3 separate regions of the Homo sapiens genome follow, and regions 1 and 3 are each linked to region 2. A link is a loop called in an ENCODE intact Hi-C map of the cell type or tissue named here. Cell type or tissue: mammary epithelial cell. All regions are shown on one strand. Links, peaks and the distances in the headings refer to the core of each region. The heading gives the core; the rest is flanking DNA.

What was found. A loop is a pair of places that touch in the nucleus more often than their neighbours do. Peaks named below come from ENCODE experiments on the same cell type or tissue, not always from the same donor. Only the 100,000 strongest peaks of a DNase experiment are listed, where the experiment ranks them.
Region 1: it touches region 2 in a loop (4-fold over the local background); 2 of 110 quality-filtered maps call a loop at or near these places.
Region 3: a loop joins it to region 2, with 16 times the contacts of the local background. A loop is called at or near these places in 6 of 110 quality-filtered maps.

The regions. Positions count from the first base shown.
Region 1 is chr10:90,431,327-90,441,464 of GRCh38, forward strand. All of the region lies in intron 3 of LINC02653 (long intergenic non-protein coding RNA 2653), which reads right to left. Among named protein-coding and RNA genes, the nearest start is that of LINC02653, 100 kb to the right of the region's middle. In mammary epithelial cell, for the core only: a CTCF peak has its summit at 6,378; no DNase peak of the experiment used is centred there.
Region 2 is chr10:90,857,389-90,867,526 of GRCh38, forward strand. HTR7 (5-hydroxytryptamine receptor 7) reads right to left here and starts at 651. Exons shown (of 4, transcript NM_019859.4): 1 at 1-651. The coding sequence starts at 283. RefSeq lists silencers at 249-298, 319-688. In mammary epithelial cell, for the core only: a CTCF peak has its summit at 5,724 (motif pointing left); no DNase peak of the experiment used is centred there.
Region 3 is chr10:90,282,161-90,292,298 of GRCh38, forward strand. No RefSeq gene overlaps it. Among named protein-coding and RNA genes, the nearest start is that of LINC02653, 250 kb to the right of the region's middle. In mammary epithelial cell, for the core only: a CTCF peak has its summit at 6,426; no DNase peak of the experiment used is centred there.

The sequences.
Region 1 (10,138 bases), core at 5,084-7,583, 430 kb before region 2:
ATTTTCTGTAAGCTTTTTGAAGACCCCTTATACTTGGTATGATTGTTATCATTGCCAATGTGGAAATCAGCTTTTTTAAATGGTTATCAGAAACCTCGTCTGAGCTCACAATTCAGTTCCTAAAATGTAGATTAGTCTCCATAAACAGAAGTGAGTGAGAAGCATGCAAGGCAAGGCAACCAAGTATCCTTGAGGTGCTGACACTGAAGGAAGGGTGAGGAAGAAATAACAAGCAGGGAGAAGAGAAATGAAAAACAGAAAATGAAGTTGTCATGTGTCCATATGTATGGTATGGTGGGTATTCATAGTGGTCAAAAGTCTTACATAAAAGAAGGAAAAGATTTGTCCTAGGCCATGTCTGCCTACTAAATATTAATAGGTAAAGACCTACTAACAGTTAAAGGTAAAAGAATCTGAAACCTGTGGAAGTCATTACCTTACTGACTGTGAGTTTATGAGCCATTGTTTATCCAGTAGATAAAAGGAAGCAACTTTTGCCACATGCCATATTTTTAGAAAAGAAGCAAACTCTTAAGTCTTACTCCACTGAATCAGTTCTTTTGTCACTAAAGATATATTGACATGGCCACCAAAAGCAGTGGAAAGATACTGGTATAAATGAGGGTGCAATGGTTGTTTTATTAACTCTCAGATAGCATATACATTTGCTATTGCTGTTATTACAAATTACCACAAACTTAGTGACTTAAAACAATATAAAAATCTATAGTTTCAGAGGTCAGAAGTCTGAAAGTAGTTTTAGGGAGCTAAAAATCAAAGTGTTGGCAATCCTGCATTCCATCTGGAGGCACTAGGGGAGATCTGTTTCCTTGTCTTTTCCATTTTTTATGGCCTACTAGCATTCCTTGGCTTGTGGCTCCTTCTTCTGTCTTCAAAGCATATCATTTCAACCTCTGCCTTGGTTGTCACCCTTCCTCTTTCTGACTTAGACCATCTTGACCCCAGGGGTCTAAGGACCCCTGAGATTACATTGGACCAACCTAGATAATCCAGGACAATCTCTTTATATCAAAAGCCTTCACATAATCACATCTGCAAAGTTCTTTGTGCCAGGTGAGGTGATATGTTAACAGGTACTAGGGATTAGGACATGAATATCTTTAGGGGGCTATTATTCTGCTATTATTTAGGGGGCTATTATTCATAGATCCACTTGTCAATAAAGACCTTATCTAGAATTTACAAACTCAAGTGCCCACAGAAGATAGACAAGTAATAGAAGTGAATGAGAAAAACCAAGGAGTGGTGGAAACTGAGGTAAATTAGAGAGTGAATAGCATTCTAAAGCATTCACAATTTTAATAACATATGTAGTTACCATGTGGACAAAAAAAAATTGTCTCTGGTTCATGCCTACCTATTTGCAACCTTTATTTTAAACCAAATATTTGCTCCGAATGAGCCTCTTCTGCCATTATAAAGTGAGACACTTTCTGTTAAAATGTCTACATGCACTCTGCAGCCAATTACACACTTACATATATAGAAAAGGTTAAAATACAAGAATGCAGTAAAAAATAACCAGAATGTGATTTAGAGGCATGTGTTAACTGAAAGACCCACCAAGAACTAATTGGAAGGAAAAGGCCAGGAAGGAAATTGACCATTACAGGAAATACAGGATAAATTTCTTTAAAGATGGTGATCCTGCTCCCAGCAGGCTCAGAAAGACTTCTCTGATTTAGAGGCAAATAAGAGCCAGCTAAGTAGTCTGCAAGGATTAATGACCCATACATTTTTGTAAACAGCAACTGTGACAGTCTAGCACAAGTTCCAAAGACACAGGCAAGGGGATTAGCAAAGTCATGTTTCTGATGGACTTTCTCTTGGGTTTCTGTTAATCCATGAGGTTTGATATGTGTTGTAAGAGAAAGGAGCTGAACATAACATTTTAAAGATCTATTGAGTATTTGGCCACAATAAGGACTAAATCATTACCATTTTAAAAGTCCCAGGTTAGCAGACATACTCTGAGGCCTGCATCACAATCAGAACATATATCAGATCTTATAAACATTTAGATCAAAGATTAAGATTATAAAGAAAAATTTCCAGGAAATTCAGTGTCCATGTCCACATACACAGTATTTTTTTTTTTTTTACGTGTAGTGGGGAGGAATGAAAAGATACATAGTCAATGAAGGAAGACAACTGTGGCAGCTCATGCACCAGGAGAGCTGAAGAATCAATTAAAATTCATGTGAGAAAGGTGACATATTATTTTATTCAAAACCAAAACAAACAAACATGAACTTTCGCTTATGCAAGAGAAAGCTCTACGCTTATATCTAGGAGAAAGGAGTTGAAACAAAGAAAGCTAAATTTATTTTCACACAAACAAAAGGTCTTTTTCTCTCTTTGTATGTCTCTCTCTCTCTCTCTGTCTTCTATTTTTCTTTTCTTTCTCTCTCCTGTTCCCTGTGTGTGTGTGTGTGTGTGTGTGTGTGTGTTTGTGTGGAGAGAGAGCAAGAAAGAAAGATAGAGACAACAAGAGAGAGACAGAATTAGAGAGAGATAGAGAAACTGTTTTATTGAATGATCTGTGCTCAGTAAAGGTGAAAATATAAATTAGCATTTTGTTGTTGTTCTATGCCACTGCCTTCCGATAAGTATTGTCAATCATTTTCTTGCCTCTGGATGAAATCTCAGAAGCATAAAATAGCATTATCCATCACTGTCATATATAAGTGAATGCTATCTTTTGATACAAAATGCCCAGTTTAGGCCAGACTAATATCGAAGCCTTATTCTCCTATATAAGTCAAACCTTCTTCCCGGTCATCTTGCATCTTGGGCCTGATTTAGACTTGGAGATATGCAGTAGAGATGAGGTGCTTAATCAGCTTCTGAGCTTTGCTCTTATTTCCCTTTCTTTCTACTCTCTAGGCTATCTCTGTTTTTTCCAGAAATAGAGAGGATGATGGGAGAAGAGAGATGAGGCAGAAAGTTTTTACTTAACTGGTATGGTTGTCCCTGACATTGGTGGCCACCAAAAGTGCTCTTCCTTCTCTCTTCCTCTCTCTTTCTCTGTCTGTCTCTTTATCCCTCCTTCTCTTTCTCTTTCACGAGGGCCCTCTCTGGGGTCTTCAGAAACCTTCATTACTATGGATCTCTCCCCTGCTATTCACTTGTCATGAAACACGTCACCTCTGCCATTTCTAGATGATTATTCATGATGTTTCCCTAAGTCCCAGCATCTAGTGGTCCATCTCACACATACTTCCTCTCATGGGATCACCAGGCCCTCTCAGGCTATCCTTTAGGGCAGACTCTTTCAAGATGGCCTAATTTCAGCTCCTACATTAGTTTACATCTGATCCATATCTAGAAGAGCAGGCCATTTTGAATTCAGCCCTGTACCTTTTCTTTCTTGCTACAAATGGTTCCCTTTAGGTTCTTTACTATATAAATTGTAGGTGTAAATCAGGTTCCTAAGTATCAGTGAGGACAGCCCAAGCTTACCAGTGAGTTTCTGGAAGCATCCCTCAGCACATGTGAAGTAAGAGTTAAAGACCTCTCTCCTCTGTTCTTTTATACTCTCCTGTGGTCACACACAATCTTAATATATTTTGTTTCAGATGATCTAGCAGCTATGATAGTCAGTGTTGAATTCCCTCCTGGAACTTCTAGATAGAGCGAAAAGCCATAGTTGATATCCTGTTACATAGATAGGTAGTTTGACAGATGATAGAGAAATAAAAAGATATAGAGACATAGATGTCCAGGTGTGGTGAGCTGTCTGAGAAATAATAAATTGGAGCCCAATAATTCAAGGAAGAGATGAGAAGGTAGAGTAGTAGATTCCAACAAGAAAACAACAGATTGGTACTAAGAAGAGAGCTGATTAATAATGGTGTGGAGGCAAGAAACTTAGAATAGTGATGACTGGTGTTTAATTTTTAGTTACTTTTGGATCTGGGCAGAAACGCCCTTCATTATCCCCCAAATCTTCAGGACAATCTGTCACCAATTCTATAACCACACTAGCATTGACTTAATGCAGTACTGCTTTGGATAATAAAAAAAAAGGCATTTTCATTTTTACATAGGAGAAGGAACAAGAAAGAGTTGGAGCAGGCAGTGCCCAATGAGGTAATGGTGAGAGGTTCTCAATGACTCATTGAAAGTAAGAAGTTACAGGCAGCTTTAAGTCAGTGTTAGCCCCTCTTCTTGAATACCTGCAAAAATATCAAGAGTCTTGGACTTCTGGTTATTTCAGTTGGAAGCCTGAATTAGTTCTCATAAATTTCAAACAAGGTGGTGCCTCCAGAAGGCTGGAGAACTTGGAGGTGTTCAGGATACATATGACTAATATAGTATCCCTTGTTTCTTAAGCCTTCTAATGTAAATCTGTGGTTAGAGTATCTGATCAAACTTCAAAATCTTCCATAGTTATTGAAAAATGGAAATAAGACAACACAGAAACATTCTAAAGATTTAAATCCCTAGAATAATCCAAGTACGAACTATACATTATTATCACAAGTCGCATATTTCATTAAAAGTGGGAGAGTTTTGAGGCTTTGATTGAGCAATTTTCTTTCCCTGCTGTTTGAGCCTCTGTGATTTTAGTGTTTTATTCCTTGACCCCTTCACTTCGTTGCTGCAAGTTTCCTTACCCAAAGCACATGCTCTCAATCTCATTTTTTCGATGAGGAAGGGATTATTACTAGACAAAAGCAGAGGGCAGGACAATAATTTGTTTTCCCAGTACTCCAGAAGTCTCTCACATAAGTCCTGCTTTAAGCTAACGGGCAGTGTGCAGAGCCAAGTTGAATCCTGTTATGATGCCAGAGCAGGCTGTGCTGGGCTGAGCTGCAGGCTTTGCTCCCTGTAGGCCAAGCTCTTATACCTTCTGTGGTGTTATTATATATATATATATATATATATATATATATATATATATATATATGTACACACACACACACATACATATATATACACACATATATACATATATATGTGTGTGTGTGTATATGTGTGTGTGTGTGTATATATATATATATACACACATATATATATATATAGGTTTTCATCCACAGTTCCTGAGTCATAGCTACCATAGCCCTTGTTACAGTCTTTTGTTATTAGGTTGGGTGTGTTAGGCCTCAGGGGCAGGACTCAGGAAACCGAATCTCTTTGACCTTCTCCTGTCCTCCTTTCACCTGCCCAAAGGCCGGACTCTAATATTGCTCCACCTTTCTCATTGTAGGTCATAAGGCCCTCATTTCAGAGAGGCTCTTGCCCCATACCCTGGGAGAAAGAATGCTGATGTCAAGAATTTTCCATAAAAACCCAAGAGGATTGGGTTCCGAGAGCTTCAGGATAGCTGAACATGTGCAGGTTCCTGGAGGGTGACATGCCCAGGGAGGGCATGGAAGCTCCATGTCCCTTCCCCCATTCCTCTTTCCCCATACCTCACCCTACACAGCTCTCCATCTGTATCATTTGTTTTGTTTTGTTTTTTGAGACACAGTCTCACCTTATCACCCAGGCTGGAGTGCAGTGGTGTGATCTTGGCTCACTACAACCTCTGCCTCCTGGGCACAAGCATTCTCGCCTCAGCCTCCCCAGTAGCTGGGATTACAGGCACCCACCACTGCACCCAGCTACTTTTTTGTATTTTTGGTAGAGATGGGGTTTCACCATGTTGGCCAGGTGAATCTATGATCTGCCTGCCTTGGCCTCCCGAAGTGCTGGGATTACAGACGTGAGTGACCGCACCCGGCCATCATCTGTATCATTTGTAATATCCTTTATAATAAATTGGAAAACATAAGCATATGTTTCTCTGAGCTCTGTAAGCCACGCCAGAAAATTAATCAAACCCAAAGACAGGGGCATGGGAACCCCAACTTAGGCCAGTTGGTCAGAAGTTCCAGAGCCCTGGATGGACTTAAGACTGGTTGGGGAGGCAGTCTTGGGGATTGAGCCCTCAACCTATGGGATCTGACACTATCTCCAGGTAGATGTATCAGAATTGAATTGGAAGACACAGAGTTGGTGTCCACTGTAGAATTAATTGCTTGCTTTGTGGTAAAGAGAAACCCTCACACATCTGTTCACAGAGGTCTTCTCTGTGTTGATAGTTATTGTGGTAGTGGTGTGAAAGCAAAAGGAAATCACAGTTTGAGAGTTTTTTCCCAAACACCTTATGTTCCAGAGCCTTGCAGGTTGACTCATTAAAGTCATGCTCAGGCTCACCCAAGTCTGATTTGTAAACCAGAGAATTAATTTGCTAATTTACAGTGATTCAGATTCAGCTGCCATTTGTTTTGAGCACGTTACATGTCAAACACTGAGCTTGAGGCTTTCTCACCAATGATCTCATTTAAGCCTCTCAGCAGCAGTCAGTAGATGTCCCCAGAGGAAAGCCTATTCAGAAAAATGAATAAGGTTTATAAAGTTTCTTAGAAATACCAAGCCAAGGCAAAGAGAACTGGATGATCTGTGGAGATTATCTTGAAGTAGGAGGATGCTCTTGAATCTTTGCTCTCTACATATATCTGCTTACGGGTCAGTTCCTAGCAAGGAAACCCAGCCTCTTCCTCACTGTCTTTGCTGAACCCCCACTAATCAAAGTCTTCTCACATTTTTCAGTATTTCATGCTGCCATTTTGTGCCTTCCTATGGCATCTTATTCCCTCACTTACAACTAGACTGCTTCTCTAGAAGGAATCTAGACACAGCTTGCTTTTCTTACTACAGTAGAATGTCCTCCATCTCCTAAATAGATGCAAAACTCTTTCTTGAATCTGACTTATATCACTTTCTACAATAGGAGACCTGACTATTTGTTTCTGGGGAAAATACCTGGAGCTTTTCTGCACCTATGCTGACAACAAACTGTGTCCTTTCTGTAGCTCCAGGCATGGCATGAAGGTGTGGGAGGGAGCAGTGGCATAGAGAGATTCAAACTTTTATAGCTATAATCACATAAGAAAAAACTGGCTCATGTGTATAAGTTTGGTATTTTAATTTATTTATTTATTTAAGTGTTTATGCAGTGCCATGCATTGAGTATACAGAAATGAATAAGGCACATTGCTCTCAAAGAATTCATTGTCCGGTAGAGAATACAAACATGTAAGGAAATAATTTCAATACAGTGAGCTAACGGTTAATTGAAATATGGACATGGTGCCATCAGAGAATTGAGGTTGAGGAAATTGTGTCTACATGGTCAGGGAAAGTCTCACAGCTAAGATGACCTTTAAGAAGTTTTAAATTAAGGACAGAAGTTCACTGGACAGGAAAAAGGGGGGCGGTGGGAGGAGGCATGTGGAGGAATGTTAAGGAAAAGCATTCCAAGCAGAAGGGACAGAAGCATAAAACAGCATAGGAATTTTAAAAAGGTATGAGATATTGGCATGCCTATAGCAATTTATATGAGTGGAAATGAAGCTGAGAGTTAGGCAGGGTCTTATCAAAATTGACTCCTATTATTAAGATTAGAAATTTGAATTACATTCAGTAAACAGTAGGTATTGAACTTAAGCAATGTAATGTCATTTGTGTTTTTAAAAGATGACTTTTATAGTATTACAATTTGGAGAAGTTATTTTGCCTTGTAACTGATAACTAAAATTAATATATAAATGGTAATATTTGTTTTAAGGAGGTTTTTAATTTTATCCCAATGTGTTTAAAATGTTATTTTGATAATATTATAGTTATTTTGTAATATATTTTCTTCCCTTATTATAGTCTTCCCTGACATACCCACAACTTAATATATAGTATAAACCTCTGTTGTAGTGGGAAGAGGGCTGAACCTAGAAACAGAAAATGGTTCTGAGACCCTACCCTTCTTCTTTCTGGCTTTGTGTCCTTGGGCAAGTCACTTAACTTCTCTGAAACTCAAGTTCCTTATCAGTGAAAGGGGGATATTGATACTCAAATTCTGGTTTGTTTTGAGGATTAAATTAAAGAAAATGTGAGCTATCTCTTGGACCTAAAAGGACTTCATAAAAGTATAGAAATATATATGTACTCTCTATATACAATTTTATATATGTATAAGTTATATATTTTTATATAAATTATATATATATATTATTGTATAAAACATATATATTTATTTTTCTTTCCCCAGGGCTCTCCTTCAGGAATTTCGATTCTTGATATCCATGATGAAGTCAGATGATATTTAAGAAACCCTACTGATCCTGACCTGGCCAACTTAGATGTCTGCCTTTCTTTTCTGCATGAAACCATTAAGACTCAGAGAGTGATAATTAGTGATGAAGCTGTAACTAAAGTCTGGACTCCTAGAACAGTGTACTTTCATTAATTCAGAAATGGTCTAGAATGGCTTCATAAACAGCAAGCTGAAACCACATTCAAAATTACAACTTACATGAGTGGTATTAATATGTATGGAATAGATCTTGATGCCTTGATCCAAAGGTACTGACTTGCTATTTGAATAAAAGGGGAAATCTGATGGTTAGAGAGGGTAACATATATCCCAACTCCTTTTCCCCTTGATGGAAGAAGTTAGGTCTCTTCCTTACTACAAACTATGCTGTAAACTCTTAACTATTTCTGGTGCCATCAAGTGATTAAAGATTGATTTGCTTGAAGTGAAAGCATCCTAATTGAATAATAATCCAGTTAAGATAAACAATAAATAACCAATATTGTCTTTGTGGTGGAATTTTCACTAGCAAGACTCTAGATAATATGGCAAATACGTTTTTAAAATGCAGCTTTTCAAAAAAGTAAACAAAACCCCACTTTTGTGTTTTTAAATTAATTTTTAATTAATTTTGTGTTTTTAAATTAAGATTCAAAAACTAGATTGAATAGAGTAAGTGAATTTAAGTAAGATCATTCAGGTGGAAAAGGGGAAATTTCTTTGCTAGTCTATAATAAAAATTCAGAGTAAGAAGTTTGATTTTGGAGAAAACGGTGGGATAGATTCTCAAATCAATCTCCTGAGGAAGGAATAGCAAAAATACAAAGAGAATGTATCTTTAAAAAACTCCTTGGGAGAGGCTTCAGGATGGTTGACTAGATGCTTATTAGATCTGGTACTTGCCTCTTCCATGAAGAGAAACTAAAATAGCAAATACATAATCACACTTCAAATAGATCATCAAAGAGTGAACACTAGAATTTAATAAAAAAATGACAGGAAGCACTGAAGCAAGGAAGGAGAGAAAGGAAAGACAGCCTGTTTGGCTGTGATTGGTTAGGAGTCTGGAGAAGCTCCCTAATGAAGATGAAGGGCAAGTGAGGGGCCCCCAGAACTCCAAATTCCCACCACAGGCTCTTATAATCCAAGTTACAGTAGAGCCCCTGAACCTTTATGGACCCTGGGACTAACATAAAGAGCTAGAGAGCACGTGAAGGCACTGCTCCAGAGAGAGAGCTCACACGGGGTCCCACACACCCCAACTCCTAAGCAGCTGTGCTCCAGTGCCATTTTGAGAGCCAAGTCCCCACCAGACTGCATCCTGCCTGGAGGCCCAATAGCGGCTGCATCTTTGCATTTCTGGAGCTCCATTGATATCCTTGTCTGCTGCAACTGGGGCCTATGCAAGAGCCACTGGCAGTAGTCCTGCCCTCCTAGCAGAGGGCAGTCATGCATTTTCATGCACCCTGAGGACAAATTCTGCTGCCCACAATCACCACTGCTGTGTGCTGCTTTGGGGCTAAAGCTCAAGCAAAGTGCATGCCCCGCACCGCCCCCCCCACAAAGGCACCTGCCTATGGTTGCTCCCCAGTGTCAGGGCTGCAGTGCAGCCACTGCTGCCTCCAACTGGGCACTCCAACAGGGGCCTGGGGATCACCCAATCTCTGCCTACAACAGCCAGTGCCTGTTTGCATCACTGGGATGCCTGAGAACAGATCCACCTGGCCAAGCTCCACTCCCCACTCAGTACCCAGATATACCATCCAGGGTCTTGAGAATTGCCCAGTCCAGCTTACCACCTTTGGTACCTGAACACTTCTCCCAAGGTCTGTGGTCAAGTCCACTGAACCTGCCACTACCACCACAGCTGGCACCCAATGCATGCATCAGCAAGGAGTCTGGAGATTGGCCCACCAAGCTGATTGCAGCCATCAACATCATCAGCATGGATCAGTTGAGTCCCAAAGAGTTGTCTCA
Region 2 (10,138 bases), core at 4,574-7,073:
TCAGCAGCGTGATGAGCGTCAGGATGGAGCCGATCACAACTTTCTCGACTCTGCCGTAGTTGATCTGTTCCCCACAGCCGGAGGCATTGTCCGGGGGCGCGTCCCAGGTGGGCGCCGGGCTGGCTGTCACCTCGCTCAGCAGGTGCGGCGCCCAGGAGCCCGCGACCGGGTCGGCGCCACCGTCGGGGCTCAAGTCGGGCAGCCCGCGCCCCACTTCTGGCAGAAGGAAAGAGCGGAGGTGCCCGTAGAGGTCCGGGCGGCCGCTGCTGTTAACGTCCATCATCGCGCCGCCGTGTGCCGCTGCCCATGGAGCCGGCGCCCCGGCCACGCGCCTCCGGCTGCCGGCCCCGGGGCTTCACCTCACCGGTTCCGCTCCGCCCGGCCCAGCCATGGGGCCCGCGCCGACCGCTGGGGGGCGCCTGGCTCTGTCTCGGAGCCCCGCACTCCCCGGACCCCCGGCCGCTGCGGGTAACGCGGCAGCGCGGCCTCACGGGGACTCCCTGCGGGAGGCGCTTCGGCCCCCGACGGACGCCTGGGACGCGCGGAGTCGAGGGAGCTCGGGCTGGGCTCCGCTGGCAGCTCCACAGTTCGCAGCAGCAGCTCGGCTGCGCCGAGAGCGCCCGGGCGGCAGCGGCAGAAGTTGCGGAGTGCGCCCCGCCCCTCGCGCCCGCCGCCGCCGCCGCCGCCGCCGCCGCTCCCCTGCGGCAGCCGCGCCGCGTCCCCGCCGCCGCCGCCTCCGGCCGCTGCCCGCTCCCTCGCGCTCCTGGGACGGGATACCCGGGCTGGGCAGGCACCGCCGCCTCTCCCGCGCCTCCCTACTGTGAGGGGGCGGCGCTGCACGCGCCTCCCGGGATCCCGGGTCCCCTCGCCCGGGAAGCTGTCCTTGCCGCATGATAGATACTTAGAACCCCTCCAGCCGACCCCAGCCTCCGCACACTAGTCAGCCACAGTTCAGTGGGGGCATTTTTCTTTTGTTAAGAGGCCTAATGAGCCAGCGGATGTTTGGGCTCATTGCGAAATGAAGAACCTAGAGGGGGATTTTATTTTTCTTAATTAAACAACAACCAAAAAAACGTCTCTGAGCACTACACTAAGCAACAAATAGGTACTTCCGTTTTCTATTTTGACCGCTTATGGGAAGAAGCGAAGATGGAAAAGAAGCAGCCGAATGGGGTGAGGGTGGGAGCTCCGAGAAGAGGAAGAAAGAAAAAAAGGAGGGAGGGGGATTCCTTAAGCCCCTGGCACCCAGGAGATGAGGATGCTCTGGGGACAAGGCCTCCAAGGGGGTTACACCCATTTGGACTAATCCTTCCTGGATGTCTAGAAACAGTCCTCTCCGCTCTGAAAATAGACCCTGATTGCCTTTATATTTAGACTTCAAAGCCTAATATATTGAAAAGAGAGTTAATTTTCCCGTAGCATTCTGGAAGTCTTACACATAAGCAAAGAAATGACCGGTTATACTCTTCTATAAAGGAATCCTGGAGGTGTATGTTGATTTAATACCTATTGGCTAAAATTCCCCTTGGTATCCAAACCCTGTCAGAGCGGCTGATTTTTATTATTTGTGAGACTTGCTTCATTCCATTTTGTTTGAAGGTTTCATTGGAAGCCAGCAGTGATTTCTGTAGTTTAAGACTCTAAAAATAATCAAATCTGTTTTTTCTTGTTAGGCCCTAGCGGATTATAAATAAGAAGAAAAGGAATAAAAACCTCAAAGTATATTGATCAGAGTGCTGAATAGTACTTTCATTCTTCAAGGTGGGTATTAGCTCTGTTTTTCCAGATAGGGAAGGTTGTTAGCTCTTGCAATCAGCTGGTAAGGAATAGTTATGTTTCAAACCCAAGTTTATCTGATTACTATGCCCATATTCTTCCCTGTACACATTCAGAAAAAGTTTTAATGGAAAAAAAAAAAAGCCCTAATGTTCACAGCTCTTTTGCTGTGATCAACATTTCAGAGGCTCCTCTCTGCCTAGGATAAGCAAACCAATCCATTGAGTCAGAGGAAGAGTTGAATATAATACCTAGGCCACAAAGCAATATTATCTAACAGTTAAGATGGATGAGGAAATTTCTTCAACCTTACTTATGTTAGTTATTCTCTGTTTCGCTTTTCTTGGTTTGTTATCTGTGGTGAACCACGGTCCGAAAATATTAAATGGAAATTTTCAGAAATAAACAATGTGTAAGTTGTCAATTGCACACTATTCTGAGTAGCGTGATGAAATCTCTATCTTACCCAGGATATGAATCATCCCTTGTCCAACATATCCACACTGTATATGCCATCCACCATTAGTCACTTAGTAGCCCTCTCTCTTACCAGATCAAAAAAAAAAACATAGTATATATACGATTGGGTACTATCCGGGGTTTTAGGCATCCACTGGGGATCTTGGGAGAGAGGAAATCTCAGACAAAAGACAAATAGTTTGTTGCTGGAATGCATCTAAGAAACCATTTGTTCACCCTTCAGTGCAGAGGAGGAAATAGAGGCTGGGAGAAATTTTATAACTTATCCAAGATCATATGTGACTGCATTGAAATGTCTCCATTTTTTTATTTTGAGGTTTGGAATTGTCTTAAGGTCTTTTAAAAATTCCTTCATGTAGTATATTCCCCAAGATACTTTTGATATTTTTTTCATTTTAACTTTTCAACTCATTTTAACTTATTTTGACTTTTGTATTCTTCCCCTTGAATACCCTAATCAGTTCAGCTTATATATTCTGTCTTGGCTCTGTCAAATAATATTCCAGAGTAATTACACACAGATTTTGAAAATTAATCATTTTATTTGTATTTAAACCTCTAGTCAATATGATTTACCACCTACACTCTTACAGCCCTCACGTAGCCCATTTATATTTCACAACAGCTTCTAGTTTTTGCTTTTGTCTTGTTTTAGTCCCTTTGGGATGCCATAACAAAAATATCATAGCCTGGGTGGCTTAACAACAAACATTTACCAAGAACAAGGCAACAGTAAATTTAGCCATGTTGCTGTGTCCTCACCTGGCAAAGGGGGTAGGAGAGCTCTCTGGGTCTCTCTTTCTTTTTTTTTTTTTTTTTTTTTTTTTTTGAGACAGGGTCTTGCTCTGTCACCCAGGCTGGAGTGCAGTGGCGCGATCTCGGCTCACTGCAACCTCAACCTCCCAGGTTCAAGCGATTCTTCTGCCTCAGCTTCCCAAGTAGCTGGGATTACAGGCACATGCCACCACACCTGCCTAATTTTTGTATTGTTTTTAGTAGGGACCGGGTTTCACCATGTTGGCCAGGCTGGCCTCAAACTCTTAACCTCAAGTGATCCGCCTGCCTCAGCCTCCCAAAGTGCTGAGATTACAGGCATGAGCCACCAAGCCTGGCCTGGGGTCCCTTTTATGAGGGTACTAATCCCATTCAGGAGGGTTCTGCCCTCATGACTTAATCATCTCCCTCTCCCATCTGACAAAGTCCTAATGTTCAGAATCTATAACTTAAATGAAGGAACAAGCAAGAAACAAATAACCCCATTAAAAAGTGGGCAAAGGACATGAACAGACACTTCTCGACAGAAGACATACAGGTGGCCAGCAAACATGAAAAAATGCTCATCATCCCTAACCATCAGAGAAAATGCAAATCAAAACCACAATGAGATACTCTCTCACACCTAATGCCACCACAATGGGGAGCAGGATTTCAACATACCAATTTTTTGGAGGAAACAAATGTTTATTCCATAACAACTTTTAAATTGTGTGACATATAAATACAGCAAATAATCATTAAAATACTATTTTTTAAATTACTACCTCCTTCATTGTCAATATAGCATCAAGTCCAAGCTCCCTTTTTTATAGAACAGTCACCTCTGTTATATTATCCCTAGTGATGGCTGAGTGTATTTCCTAAGAGTTGCTAGGTTTCTAATTTATAAGCTGTCACAATGCATAAACATAGTTATTGAAAATCTCGGCTTCTGCAGCATTACTTTGCTTATGTTGAGTTTAAATTTCATCTATCATTGTGTTATTCCAAAATCCTGACAGAGCAATCTGGAATTCTTTCAGTTTCCCTTTAACCTTCACTAACAAATAATTGTGTCCTCATAAAAATGCCAAAATCTAGTGTATACTTTTCTGTAATTTTCTCACAAAGAAATGCCAAAGATATAGCTTCACAAAATATTCATAAAATATCTAAATATTCATCTAAATTTGTTGTTTGTTCTGCCCTTAGTTTTCTGGTGTTTAAAAGCCATATCAAGGTGTTGCTTCCTTCTTCCCTCCCGCTGCCCACCCACTCTTCAACAGTTATACCAGAGACAGTAAGTAAAGTGTTGGCATCTAAATCAAATCATGTCTTTATTTTCTGTCCCTTTTATTCCTAGCATTTAAAAAAATTACTGCTTTTAAAAGTACTAATTCTTATCTAGACTCTCATTGCCTACAATAGCATTCTCATAAGATTGTCAGTGAGGGCACCTGAGAATACAGCTTTCTGAGGTTTCCAACTGGCAATCTGGCAATCTCCTGCTCTAAGAACTGCTCTCGGAGAGTGCAGAAGAGCTGTGGAGTCCTACATCATAGTTACTGTCTTTTTATCAGCCCTTCTTCCCTCTAGGTACTCATCTAGCTCATCTAAATGCATATGCGTAATCCCATCTATGAAAACCCACACATATCCCTCCACAGGACATAAGCTTAGGATAGTTTGTTTTCCCATAAACCTTCATACCCTGACAACCTAGATGTACTTTAAGAAGCACAAAAAAAGCTTCCTAAGCCATAGGGTTCATTGGCAACTCACTAGTCAGTCAAGCATGCTGATATCATGTCTATCGGGGGTCTGATGGCCTCCCATGCCCAGTGCAGCGGACTTCCACAGGGCCACTCTTTCATTTCTCCAAATTTTTCAGTCTCTCACATTTGTACCCCATTTCCTCACTCAACTAGACTAATTATCTGGGTGTCCCTTGCCCCCAGAATTGGGTGAGAAAAGACTAGGGAAACTAGAATGCTTAGACAGTGTAGTACTAAGAGTATTGTAAGTAAATATCCAGATACTACCCTGTGGCCTTTATTGGGGCTACAGATCACTAATACAGAGAACACACATGCTAGAGACAGGGACTCAAATCCATCAACACAGACATTTTTGAGGCCCAGTTAGGATAAAAGCAGTTAGTCTGGGACACCTGAATGTCTCCTTCTCAGTGACAGCACCCCTCGCCATAGTTAATTTCATTCTTTGTAGGCTTTTAAAGCACTTTTAAATTATATTTATTATAGTACTTACTGTTGCATTATGCTTCATATTTCCATGACTGTCTTCCCCATTAGACTGTGAACTTATCAAAGGGAGGGATATTTCCTTACTCCTGCCATATACTAGGTGTTCAATAAACATTAGTCAGTTGAACTGAGTGTAGAATAATGCCTATAACCAAGAATCATTCATGTTGTAAAGTAATTCTTCAGCCTAAAAGTGAATTGTGTTTTGTTTTAATTTAGACATACTAAAAATAAAAACATTTTTTCTTTGATTCTTTCCATTTAGAAAATTTTCATTCTCTTTACAAAATAAAGGTAACCTTTAAAAAGTTTCCTCCAAACAAGATAAATGAAAAATCAGACAACAGCTACATCCAAGAGCCCTTATTTATTTTATTAATCACTCAATTTTTCTTAACCAGGACTGTTTTCGAAATGTATGTGGTGCATGCATACCCCCTAGTGGGGAATCTATTCAGCAGCACAAATTCCACAGAGACAACTTTCATGGAAAGTTTTTATCAATGAACACATTTGACATTGTCAGCTCCCAATCCTTCCTGAAAGATTTCTAATGAGAAGAAAATTTAAATTCCTCAATTAAAAAATAGATTAAAGTAGCAATCATTCATTGAGTCAACATTAATTAATGAGTGTCTAATGCAAACCAGATATTGTTTTAGGAGCTCTGTTTTAAAAGGACACATTAAGTTTAAGATACTATTGGATTATTCAAGTGGAGATGTCAGCTATGCAGATACAATTTCAGGGGAAAATCTCCCAAGAGGAAAAGTAGTTACAGAAGAGTCCTGAGGATTTAACCGTGGGATGCACCAACATCCTGAGATCTTGGAGAGGAAAAGAAACCAACAAAGACTGAGAATGAGGGGGCAGTCAGGCAGGAGAAGAACCAAGAGAAATTGGATATTTAAAGTCAAGGAAAGAAAATGTTTCAAGGGGGTAGAAATTGACTGAGTTAAGTGCAAAGTAAGGCAAGAACTGTTTCAGTGCAATGGTAGGGGTAAAACAGATTGGAATGGATTCGAGAGATCAAAAGACAGAACATGGCAATTCAGAAGGTGGACAACTTTTGGAGTAGTTTTACTCAAAAGGGCAATCAGTAATTGGGGCAAAATCTAGAGAGATTTGTGGTATTTCAAGATAATCAAAATAGAAGTAAGGCTTTCATTGAAGAAGTGATAGGACACATCTTATTCTACAGTTTCTTTAGAATTTTATGAATCCTTCTATATTCAACAAAATGATATCTTAAAGTAAAATTACCATCACAGTCATATCCCATTTCTAGGAAAAACTATGCCTAATCCATTATTTTATTTGATTTGTTGCGACTTTTTTTCTCGAGATGGAGTCTCGCTCTATTGCCCAGGCTGGAGTGCAGTGGTGCGATCTTGGCTCATTGAAACTCTTCCTCCCGGGCTCAAGCACCTCTCCCTGCCTCAGCCTCCCAAGATGCTGGGATTACAGGCTCCTGCCACCACACCTGGCTAATTTTTGTATTTTTAAGTAGAGATGGGGTTTTGCCATGTTGGCCAGGCTGGTCTTGAACCACTGACCTCAGGTGATCCACCTGCCTTGACCTCCCAAAGTGTTGGGATTACAAGTGTGAGCCACTGCACCCAGCCTGATCCATTCTTTTAGTCATTCAATAAGCATGCCCTAGCTACATATTAATAGGCACTGTGCTAAGTGCTGGGGTCAATAAATAAGGCAGGTTCTCTGCTCTGCAGATGTTCATTGGTAGAAGAGACAGACGAGTAAATAATTACAGTACAATGTGAAAGTCTCCTAATATAGGTATGAACCAAAGGTATGAGAGCCCAGAGGAAAGAGGTATTAGCCCTGCTTGGAAAGACCAAAAAATTCACAGAGCTAACATATCAGCTCGAGTAGAAAGTTCATTAGAAGACTGAGGAAAGGAGAATGCAACGCTGACAGGGTCCATAAACACATGGAAGACTTGCCATAGCTGTGGAAAATGGCAAGGGTAGACCTTTGGGGAAGATCACAAAGAAACCTGTGTGCCATGCAAGGTAGGTATGAGTTTTACTCTGCGCAAGAAGGGTCACATTATTTTTCTAAAATAAGTTGTTGACTGACACTAATTGTTCAATAACACATTTAAATGTTTTTTCAAATACTTAAAAATCTAAAAATGATTCTTAGCTTGCGAGGCATACAAAAACAGGTGGCAAACCGGATTTCACCCATGGACCATAGTTTACTAATCTCCAATTTAGACTAATTACTGGCAAGATATTTGTAAAATTCTAGTGTTCCAATATTATCATTTTAAGTTCTCAATACAATGCACTGCTGTTCAAAAACTTCCTTTTGTAATTTTTATTCGCACTAGCAGTAGCAATTGAAAAAGGCAAATTAAGCAATATTATCATCAAGTCTAAAGGTTTAAATCAGAGTGTCTTTTTTGGATCATAGTCTTCGACTTCACAATTTGGTGCTGCAATAAAGGGTTAGTCCATAATTTTCATATCTGAAAACCAGTTTCAGTGCAAAAAATGGGCTAGATCATTCCTACCCAGATGAGTTTCCCAAAGATGTAATTTTGTTATATATGAATAAATCTGCTTATATGATTTTTTTAAGGGGCAGGGGTTATATCATCAACCACAAGAACCAAATCTTTGATTCAGCCATCACTGGTGAGCCAAGATGGATATTTTAACCTTGATGACATTAATAAGTAAATTTCTTTCAGCCGCTCAAAATTGAGTTCTCAACATCCACTGTAGCTATTTGGAGCATGAACTGTGTGGGCCATGGTTAGTGCCTTAGCTATTATTGGTATGGCTTTTAAATTTAGAGCTCAAAGTGGTTTCTTGTTAATGGTACAATAAATTGGCTTAAATTCTGTGTCTTGACAAAATCTTGTTACATCGTGCTTATATTTCATAAGTCTGATGGTAACACTGACCCCTACTGGAGTCCCATCCGTAGCCATGGTTACCAATTCTGAAAAGTGTACTTTAAAATTCTAAAAAAAACAAAAAACAAAAAAAAAAAAACCTCTTCTCCATACACAAAAATAAGCTACTTCCTAATGTGCCTTTTTGAAGCGCCATTTCCAAAAAAAATTTTTAGTCATTTCAAAATACTCTCCAACACAAATAGCTTTTAGGTTTCTATACACTTATCAGCTGCAACGAAAAAATGCCAGAAATAACTTAGGTTTTTTCATATAACTTGTCTTGCAAGCTCTAAGCCATATTTACAACATACTGAGCAGTAAAAGCTACAGATATTACATTTGTAAATGTTAGTTTCTGTTTAGGACTTGTGCTTTCTTTTGCCTCCAATAAACTTTCTTTTTAAACTTGCCTTTGATACAAAGTTTTTGTTGCCTGAGCAATTTTTTTTTCACTTAATATGTAAGCATTTCTAGACAGCATCACTGTGAAAGTTAATTTTATGTTTCAACTTGACTGGGCCATGGGGTGCACAGATATTTGGTCAAACATTATTCTGGGTGTGTCTGTGAGCATGTTTCTGGAGGAGATTGACATTTGAATAGGTAGACTGAGAAAAGCAGATTGCCCTCCCTAATGTGGGTGGGCCTCATCCAATCAGTTGAAGGCCTGAACAGAAAGCTGACTATCCCCTGAGAAAGGGAAGATTCCTTTGCCTGACTGCCTTTGATCTGGAACATCAGCTTTTCCCTGCCTTTGGACTCAAATTGAAATGTCAGCTCTTTCTTGAGCCAGCCTACCTGGAACTACACCATCAGCAATTCTGGTTCTCGGGCCTTTAGACTCAGACCGGAATGACACCATCAGCTGCCCTGGATCTCCAGCTTGCTGACTGCAGATCTTAGGACTTGTCAGCCTCCATAATCACTTGAGCTAATTCCTTAAAATAAATCTCTCTCTCGCTGTCACTCTACACACACACACACAAACACGTTGATTCTTTTTCTCTGGAGAATCCTAATACCATCATTTATTCTATTTGTTTTTCAAAAATCCTGTTGAAATTTCAGTCCTCTTCTTTACATTTAAGTCTATCATCATGCATCTTTTCCCTATACCAGTCATAATTCTTCCTTTGATTTCTTTCATAATGGCTCCTTAAATTGTATTTTTTTTAAAAAATCAGGCACACTTTACATCTTAAAGAGGTAGGACTACTCTTTATTTTCACAATCAAGCATGTTCTTATGCAAATTTTTGTAAATACAAGCCTACATCTGTCTCATTTTCCAATTTTTAATAGAAACATGAGTGTAAAAAAATTTCACTTTCATTTACCTGCACTTCAAAAGAAAACTAATATTGCAAGCAGGGGCAGATTACCCCAGCACAGAAAGTGGACAAATTTTTATGATATCAGGTCAGTAACAAGAGTTTCTGGGGGAAGGTAAGAAGATGAGGAAGGAATCACTGTGAGCTGTGAGCAGCTCCCTGGATTGGTGATGTCCTATGGAGTGCCACTAGAGTTCTAGGTTTAGCAATTAACCCCTCTGGTCTGCTTTATGAGGGCTTCTGGGAAAGGCTGGGCAGATGGTTCACTGCACAAACTTCCAGATATGTGATGAATAGGGCAACTGTAATATCAGCCTGGAGTTAAGGCATCTTCTTTTAGTCTCCCCAAGAGCTCCTATAAGTGTCCCACCATGTGGGACACAGAGGATGGTTCTGTTTCAGTTGCTGGTGTATCACACTAGTGCACCATGTGCACAGTTCAGTGAATTTCTGGCCAGGTGATTAAATAATACATCCAACAGTGCTACAATTCTGTTGATATGGGAACAAAGTCAAACAAGAGGCCATGAGTTCATTTATTCAATCAGTTACTTTTGGCTGAGTACCACCTACTTTGTGCCAGCTCTGGATATACCCTCA
Region 3 (10,138 bases), core at 5,022-7,521, 570 kb before region 2:
TACCCACAGAGGATATGTCTCAGGACCCCCAGTGAATGCCTGAAACCACGGATAGTACTGAGCCCTATATATACTTGAACATTTTCCCATATATACATTCCTATGATAACATTTAATTTATAAATTAGGTGCAGTAATATTTTATCAATAACTAATAATAAAATGGAGCAATTATAACAATACTCAGAATGGTGCACAATTTGAAGGTTATAAATGTTTATTTGTTTATGAATGTCTATTTCTGGAATTTTCCATTTAATATTTTCAGACCATGGTTAACTGTGGGTAACTAAAACTGTAGAAAGTGAAAACACAGATAAAGGGAATGTAGCCCATCAGAATTTCATTTTAAAATATGCAATATTAGCCAGGGATATTTTTCCTTCATGATTCCTGAACTTTTCTTTTCTCCTCTAGCTTCGTAAGACTAATGAAAACTGCTCATATTTTCAGGTTTTTTATTCACTACTTTTGCTTTCAGAATCAGTAATTACCCAGCAGGTAAGTGATATTCTAAGTGCCTAAATACTTCTCTTGGTTTCCCTATTTTTACAGTTCATGGCCTGAAAATTCTTACTTCCTTGATAATTCTCCAAGAACTTAAATCAGATGTTTTGTACATTTTGGACAGAGTCTGTAGTCCTAATCATCCCATTCATCCACTGCTGGCAACAGAAATGAACAAATATACATTTTGAAGTAAAATAACAAAATGAAAACCTACAAATTCACCACCTTGCTTAAATTTTTACCAGTGTAATTGAGTCTACCTGTGTCCTCCCTACCTCTTCTAATCATCCAGAATTAACAGCAGTCCTGAATTCCTTTGCTTAAAAATTATCTTACTATTTATATTTATATCCCTAAGCAATATATTGTTTGGTTTGCTTGTCTTGAACTTTATAAAAATACATACTTTTTCTAGTCTTCTGAGACTTGCCTTTTTCCCTCAATATTGTGGTTCTGAGATTTATCCATGTTATTGTGAATAGCTCTAATTCATTTATTCTTCTATACATATATTCTATTATCTATTTTGTTTTCAATGGGCATTTGTTTGAGTTTTATCTTTTTTTGAATTACAAACAAGTTGCTGTGGATATTCTTGTGCGTGTCTCATATTGGCAATAGTCAACAGATTCTCTAAGGTATACAAATAGGAATGAGATGTTTGTGTAAGAGAATGTGTACATTTTCTACTTTTCTAGATAATGCCTGGTTGTTTTATATAGTTGGTATATCAATGTGCACACTCACAAACAATTGCTTATGGGTTCCCTTTGATTCGTGTATTCACTAATATTGATACTGCCAAACTACTAAATATTTGCCAATATATTGCAAAATTGTAGTCATTGTGGTCTTAATTTACATTTCTTAATTACTAATGAGGTTCAACAACTATTTATATATTGGTTCATCATTCATGTTTATTTCTCTGTGAAATGCCTGTTCTTAATTTACCTTTTTGCCTGTTTTACTTTAAATAATTGATTTCCAGGAATTACTTATATATTTGGAACGCTACTGCTTTATCAGGTATATGTATTGTAAATATCTTCCAGTTTGTTACTTCTTTTTACGTTGTTTCTGATGTATTTTAATAAAAGGAAATTGTTAAGATTTGGAATCAATTACCCACCAAAAATTAAAAGTCAGGCAAATTGTAACTTGAATAGTTGTTGCAGCTGGAAACAAATATTTTCTTTGCAAAAATGTATTTAAAATAACATTTATAATGATAATTAATTTTTAAATTTATATTGTTATCAAAACAATAAAAGTAGGGGTTGGGTATGGTGGCTCACATCTGCAATCCCAGCACTTTGGGAGGCCAAGGTGGGAGGATTGGTTAAGGTCAGGAGTTCAAGACCAGCCTAGGCAGCATAACGAGAATCCATCTCTTCAAAAAATAAAATAATTAGCCATGTGTGGTGGCATACACCTGTAGTCCTAGTTACTAGGGAGGCTGAGGTGAGAGGATTACTTGAGCCCAGAAGTTCAAGGTTGAAGTGAGCTATGATTATGCTTCTGCACTCCAGCCTGGGCTGCAGACTGAGACTCTATCTCAAAAACAAACAAACAAAAAAACAAAACAAAACAAAAACAGCCAAACAAAGAAAAATGTTATATGTTTTTCATTTTAAAATGTTGTAGATTACTCCAATCTTACTTCCAGATTTTCAAATCATCAATAAGATATGTGTACAATTTTTAAAATATTTACTGACTAGAAATAGTTACATCCAGAATTTTTATATTAAATGATGATGTAATACAGGTAGAATAGAATTAATATATGGAATGAGTTTTATAGTTAGTTATCTAACAACATGAACATTGTATTGTTTGAAACTATTAGACTCTTAGCCATCAGAGCCTAATACTTCATGTGGCTTAAAAACTCTGTACTTCATGACATATTTTTTCTATTGAACCTACTAATATAAGAGTCTTTTGGAAATTTCTTTGCTCCACTAAATTTTATCTAGTCACAAATAGGAAAGAAATATCAAAAGAAGATATACGTGTGTTACTTTTTAATATAAAGTAATTTTAATAATTTGGCACTGCTAACAATTTGAATAAGAAAATTTCAAACTGTAACATTTAAAACAAATCTCTTAATATTAATTAAGATGTATAGTTTTGTTATAAAAGATTTTAAAATATATTGTGTTGATTTTTAATTTTTCTGTTCATGTGAATACTTTTTAAAAATTCATTTTTAAGTTAAAACTTACTTGCTATTCCTGTGGGTCAGAACACCTTCAGCCTTCCTGACAGAAAGCAAGAGCTTTCTCTTACACCAAGAAGTCACTGGTAATGTATGTGTACATCTCAGGGGCCCTTTTTTCTGAGGAGATTCAGCCTTAAATTCAGTGGGCCTTCATGAATTCAAGCAGCCATTTACTCAGTAAATGTGTAGTGAATGCCTACTGTGTGCTAGGCTCCAGAGATTCAGCGGTGGACAAGACAGACAAGATCCTTGCTTTCAATAAGACTTAAAGTATAGAGGAGGGAGAAAGATAAAACCAAGAAGTAATAAATTAGTGAGAAAATATCAACTAGTCTACACCAAGAATAAAACAGATGGGTGATCCGATGGAAAATAACTCAGTGTCATAGGATTGAGACCAAATAACAAGAAGTACAGATGCAAAAATCAAGAATAATAGCATAGCTGATAGAGAGAAAGTCCCTAGATGACAGGTATCTAAGAAACAAAAAGGCATCTGTGTTAAGGGGAATAATTGTACAAAGTATAGTCAGAGAGATAGGCAGGGCAATGATACATACCCCTTTTTAGAATGAGGAATTTGAGTGTTGTTGTAATTGTAATGGGGAACCACTGGAGAGTGTTCAATGGCATATAGACAAGATGGGATTGGAGTTTTTCAAAGATCACACTGACTGCAGTGTAATGAAGATATTTATAAGGATAAAATTTGTAACAGGGAGGACAGTTTAAAGAAGATTTTATGGGCTGACACATATCAAATATACACAAATTAATAATAATAATGAAATTAAACAACAATTAAAACATTTTGTTATTGTTGGAATTTTCCAATACACTGGCTCATTATTCTAAAAATTGGTGAATGGCAAAGATTAAATGTTCATCATTATTTTTCTGTATAAAGTGGCTTTTAAGATAACAAAATAGTTTTTTTACAGAGGAATTTCAGCCAATACATGCAAGCAGAATGGCAGAATTTTTTTAAATAATTTTTTTAAATTTTATACTGAAATAACAGATATAGATAGTGGTTATCAATGGCTCCTAGGACATTTAAGCAAAAAGTTGTTTGGGAATTGTATAATGAATGAAGCAATTGACATCACTGGAACCCACAAATTATTCTCACTATCCCTTAAAAGTGGGACAACCAGACACTAGATATGCCTGATATGACACAATAGGAAGTACACAGCACATCACCTATAAAGTGAAGCTATTTTTGTCAAAATAAAATTGGACATGAATAAAACCAAGCTTCTAGATCTAACTAACAATCTAAAGAGAAACTGTGGAGACAGAAATATATTCAAAGAACTATAAAAATGCAACCAACCAATTGAGAATGTGGGTCACACTACAGAACAAATAAACTGGGTTCTTTAACAAATGAACAGCATGAAATAAAGGAGAATATTGTAGATTAAAAGTGACCCAAGAGGCATATACAAGCTCTGGACCTTGTTTGGATTCTTATTCAAACAAAATAACTATAAAAAGACATTTTTGACACAATCTGGGAAATTTGAAAGTGGTTTGAATATTAAATGCTGTAAGAGAATTGTTATTTTTGTTAGGTGTATAGTGGTACTATAGTTATATTAAAAACATGAGTCACTATCCACTACTGATATATACTGAATATTTACAGTGAAATTAGATGATGTGTGTGATTTCTTTTTAAAATACGTCATTGATTGGGGGAGAGAAAAGAGGGAGGTATGATGAAACAAGATTGGAAAAATGTTACGAATTATTGAAACTAGATGAGGTTTTCATGGGGGCTCATTATAATATTGTCATTAGTTTTGTGTATGTTTAAAAATTTCTCTTGTAATGAATTAAAACACAAATAAAAATTACACTCATGGAGTAAGGTGAGAAGGTTAATGTAGTAGTTCAGGCAAGGGATGAGAATTGATTGCACTAAGGGAGAAATAGTTGAGATAGAAGGCATGGATGGATTCTGAATATATGTTGGAGATAAAGTAAGGAGGGTTTGCTATTGGCTTAACTTAACTTTTAAATTTTTTAAAAAAAGGAACCTGTATTTTTGGTTTGAGTAAACTGGGAGGGTGGTGATACTGTCCTGAATCGGAAAAAGTAGAGAGAGGTGTAGGTTGGAGTCAAAGTTCATAGTTCTGCTTTTATCATGGTAACTTTGAGATGCCTATTAGACTTTAAGTGAAAATTGCAAGTAGAGAGTTGGCTGTTCCAATATAATTGTGGCATCATGCCAAGGCCAAAGGTAAACATTGAAAAGTAAAGCCATATATGATGTTTAACATCATGGGAATGAATAAGACTGAGAAACAAAACAGTGTAGATAGACAAGACAGAAATTCCAGGAGTCAGCTTAGAGAATATCAGCATTGAGAGTCCAAGCAGGTGTACTGAATTAGCAAAGGAGTCTGAGAAGAAAAGAATGCATCACAGAAACCAAGAGAAGAAATTCCAGAAACGAGAGAGTGACAGGTGATATAAACTGCTCCTTCTATAGGGTAATATAGAGGTCTTTATTGCAACTGAGAAACAGGATAGGCACTGGAGATTCCAGGGAAAATCAAGCATATTTGGGATAGAAGCAGCAGGAGATGAAGAGTGAAAGATTCTTGAAGACTAGATGATAGTCATAAATTTTGCTTTATGGGAATAAGAGCTGCCAAATCTCTAATCAGAGCTTTTATCTCAGAGACTGAATTTTAGAAAGCACAAAAGTGGATGGAAATGAAAATGAGGTCAAGACCAAGGTGTAAGGTTCCACTTTTGTGTCCAAGGGCTTCTTCCTTCTATTTTCATAGCACATTCACTATACCCCAGATATCTACCACTTCCGTTGTCTGCAAGGTGAGATTTGGAATAGCTATTTGTCGTGTTGCAAAATTGTTGGTTTGGCTAGAGTGCCACAGTGGTTTAGACCCAGTTTCTGATCATCTGATTTTACAGACACAGCAAGTCTTTGTGACTTGCAGAGATTCATCTCAGGACACCCAGATTAACTTTCCAGCACATAATTCTATTATATTTCTTCATGAATCAGAAACAAGCTTTCCGCAAGAAATCAATGCCTCTCATAAATGTTCTCATTACAAACACTAATAAAACGGTCCCCTAAATACTTTTCTTTTTAGCCTAAGAAATTGAAATAAATATTCCCCAAGAAAAAATTGCCTTCAAGGCTTTATAGGAGATTTATGTAAGAAACATAAACCTATATCCCAAGGGACAAACTAAACACATCACTTAAAGAAGCCAATATTTGGGAAATGTGTGAAGCAAACATCTTAGCACATCTGCTTAAACAATTTAAAATAAAAATTTCAGGAGACAATGAATGTTCTAATGATTATAGTTCTTCCAAAGAGTGCCACTAGAGACCATTTCTTGGAAAAAAACAGATGACATGTCATTCTTGAAATGTTCTAAAAACTATAAAGTCTAGCTATGTTCATTTTACCTCAAATAGAATAATGAACAACCTAACATCTCAGTTCTCCTAAGCCTCAATTATAATTGGAACATGAGCTCTCCCCATGTGACTTCTCTACAGATAAAAGAGGATCTCACTGCACTAAGGAAGTGGGGAAGCAAAAAAGAACACTCCAAATAGAAAATTATTGAAAACCTTTTGAGCTACTCCTGTCTTCAGTGGCTTTTTGCAGCAGTTCCCATCAAGAGGTGGAGCTATATCCCCATCACTTGATTCTGGCTTTTGCTTTGTTGCTTGTTTTAACCAATGGAATGTAATAAAGTTGTAAGTTCTTTTAATTTGGTCTCGAGGTCTCTCTTTTGAGAGTAGCCATAAGGCACACTCCAGGAAAACTCTGACCAGGGGGAAGTTAGGTTTGGATATGTGTGTCAAGTGAGACACAATGAGGAAGTAAAACCAAAATGCAGGAAGCAGAAGAAATTTGTTACTTACATACAGGTCCCAGAGAGGTTTGGAGGGCCAACAGGAGGCTGACAGGACATCTGGAGGCAGCAGGGATCTCAACCAGTGGGTAGTGGAGAAGAGAGAGAGAGGTGAAAGAAAGAGAGGACCTGTGGGACTATGCCTTTATTAGGACCCATTGGCATTATCCCTTAAGCTTTCCCAAGGGGGGATTGTGGATTGGCTAGTTAAAGAAAACACATGCAAATGGCAGGAACTTATTAATATGACAAGTGTTGACCATTAGGTTTTATTGTGGTTAGCAGCTGTGGACTGTGTTGGGTTTTAGGTTAGTGGGATGAGGAACAAGCAGGCCATACCACAAATAATCACACAGAAAGGAAAAGTTCTAACTAGGCCAAAAGTGACAGGATATGACCAGGTTTCAAAGAACTTACATCAGGCTAAAAATGGATGTTGAGACAGCAACGCTATTAAACAAACTTATGAAGAAGTGAGAAGGTGACACTGTGTGCATTCTGAGCCTTGGCCACACAGGAAGCCTTGCAGCTTCCATTTTTGCCCTCTTGGGATACTGCTGTCATGTGAACAAGTCCAAGCTAGCCTGATGGAGCAGTGCAGTAGAGGAAAATTGAAGTGTTCAGCTCAAAGCCCATATACTGCAAAATATGTTGACTAAGGCCATCTTAAACCACCCAGCCATCATTCAATTGCTGCCCTATGGGTTAAGTCCAGGTAAAATTAGTGTAAGAACCTTGCAGCTGAGCCCATCCCAAATTATTGATCTACAGAATCATGAAAGTATACTAGATTATTGCTTTAAGTAATAATGTTTTGAGATAGTTTGTTGCTCAGCAAAGATTAACAAATACAATTGTCTAAGTGTTGCCTTGTGCCATGAATCACTTACTGACTGATGCCATAGTTAGCCAATCAGAAGAAAATGTTTATTTTACACTTAAGACTTTTCATATAAATGCTAGAATTATTTTTATTTTTAACCACAAGGCATCAATGATGGGCAAACCTCAATCTAAAAGTAACCCATTTCTGTTGTTCATACCACCAAACCTGCTTCCCTGACTTATACACACACACACACACACACACACACACACACACACACACACACAAACTGTTCACTCCTGTTTGGATTGCTACATGACAGCCATTGTTATCAACCTTTGTATGCTGAGGAATATTGTGAGACCAGAGTAATACCACATTTGGGAATCTGGTGGCCAGACAAAATTGAGTTTGGTTTCTCAGCCCTTCTCTAAATCTCTTTTCCTGTCAAAGCCTAATTTTTTTTCTTTTCTCTTTGATAAGTTGCCTAAAAATTTCACTGATGATAGATTTATTTAACAAGCTTCCTCTTCCAAAAATGCAAATATATGGGGGTGTGTAAAAGATCAGTCATTCAAATCATTCTGTGAATTGATTTAATCAGCTACTTTTCTTGATACCCCTGGCTGAGTCCAACTCTAAAGAAAACCTTGGGATTTGGTGCGGAGGTGGGAGGTAGGAAGTTAGGAATTTGTGCACCTTTGGAAAGTAGTGGAGGCTGGAATGGGATATCATACTGTCACAGTGTTTTAGGACATCATGATGGTGCAGGCTGCCTGAGGACCTCAGGTGAAAGGCTATGTGAGCTGGAAAAAACATGAGAGAAAGGCAGGAGGGTATATAAAGCAGATTCTTTATTAAAATGCTTCCTAGTGCCAGCCCTTGCTCTGGGACTGAGAAAAGATTCATCGTTTAATTATTTCTCTTTTTATCTTATGACACTATGATTCCAGGGTCCTGGATTTGAATTAATACCACATGTGTCATTCTTTTCACCCATGTGAAGGGAAAATAGGCTTTTGAGGGAAGAAAAAAAAGAAAAGAAAAAAAAAACAGTGGATATGAGTGTTTTCCCTGAAACTCTCACTGCTGTAAGCTCACGAGAAAGATATGCAGGAGGGCCTCCTGGTGAGGGCACACCTGTCATTAATGCAGGGCCCCATCCTCAGACTCTTATTTGGAACCCCTAAATCTGGGGAGCTTTGGCTGCAAACTCTCAAATAGAAGCCCTTGACCTGGTAACTTCCTTTCTCCTTTCTATCGAAGTCTATGTCCACAAGCAGGTCTAGAGCCTTTTCCTTCTCTACCCTTGGTCCTTACCCTAATCTTGCTTCCCAACATCTAACCATGATTCTCTAAGAAGGAACGGTCTATTTCTCCCTAAATACTAGAGCAGAGCTCGCCCAGACCTACCACCCTTTTGAGTTGTCCAGTGGGACACTTCCCTGATGTGTCAACTCAGTGGAGGCATAAGAGGAAATTATCAAGTAAAAAAGACCAAAAATAAAAGGCCATCGATCATAGAGAAGAAGAAAAATGAAGAAAAACAAACAAACAATAATCCAAAATCCAAATCAAAAACAAAAACAAAACTCCCCCAAACAGGATGCTTTGGAAAAGCAGGCACATTTAGCGACTCATAGCAGACCCAATCTTGTTTGCCTACAGCAGTCCTTGTTTATGCCTGATGTTTTGGCATCTCACCCAAGATAGCACTCACCTGAGGTTTTTCTTCTTTTTTCTTTCCTTTGCCACTGCTTAAACATTTTAATGACTTTTGTGCACTACATAAATCATAATTCCTAACAGTGACACTGACACTATGATCATTATTATCATCTTACTGATGTGGGAAACAAGACTCAGAGAGGTGCGGCAAGTTGCCTACATGGCATCTGCCACATAGCCCTGCTGCCCTGTTGCCCTTCGGCACTATAACATGCAGGATGTTGCTGGTTCATCATCACCATTGCTTCTCATTTTAGGGTATTGACCAGACCATTTTCAAGTTTTGTACCACCATTCCCAAATATATTATTCAAAACAAAACAGAAAGAAACAAAAACTTCAGAAAACAAACAGATCTCTTTTCTGTGACGTGGTTTTCCTTGGTATGGTACTATTCATCTCAGACTTACCAAACACACGTGTTAAGATATAAATCACTTGTGTTTTAAGTTTTGAGGGTCTTTGGAAAGATTCAAATTGTGAATTAACTAGATTATTCTGTCCATTTGTCCCATAAAAATTCTACAAAAATCCTGATTTAAATGTACTTACTTAAAAATATTGATCTGTTTATACTTTCAAAAGCTTGACAATCTTTCTTAATAAGATATTTAAATGTGCTTAACCGAAAAGGAGTAAAATGTGTTTGTTAATAGCCATGTGTCTTGGGAAACCTGTGCACAGAGCATCTAAATGTAAGTCACATTGCAACAGTTTAATTTTCTTTTTGTTCTTGTCAAAGAATAAGAAGCAAGAGAATCTTCATTTTGAGACTTTGATTACATCCTCTATGTTTAATGGTCTGAGGGCTTAAGCAATAGTGATCAAAGTTTATGCATATACTTTAGAAATAAAATGCATGTCTCACAGCGGTTTTGACTAGGATTGGAGAAATATATTATTTAAGGTTTTATGTCATCTTATGTATT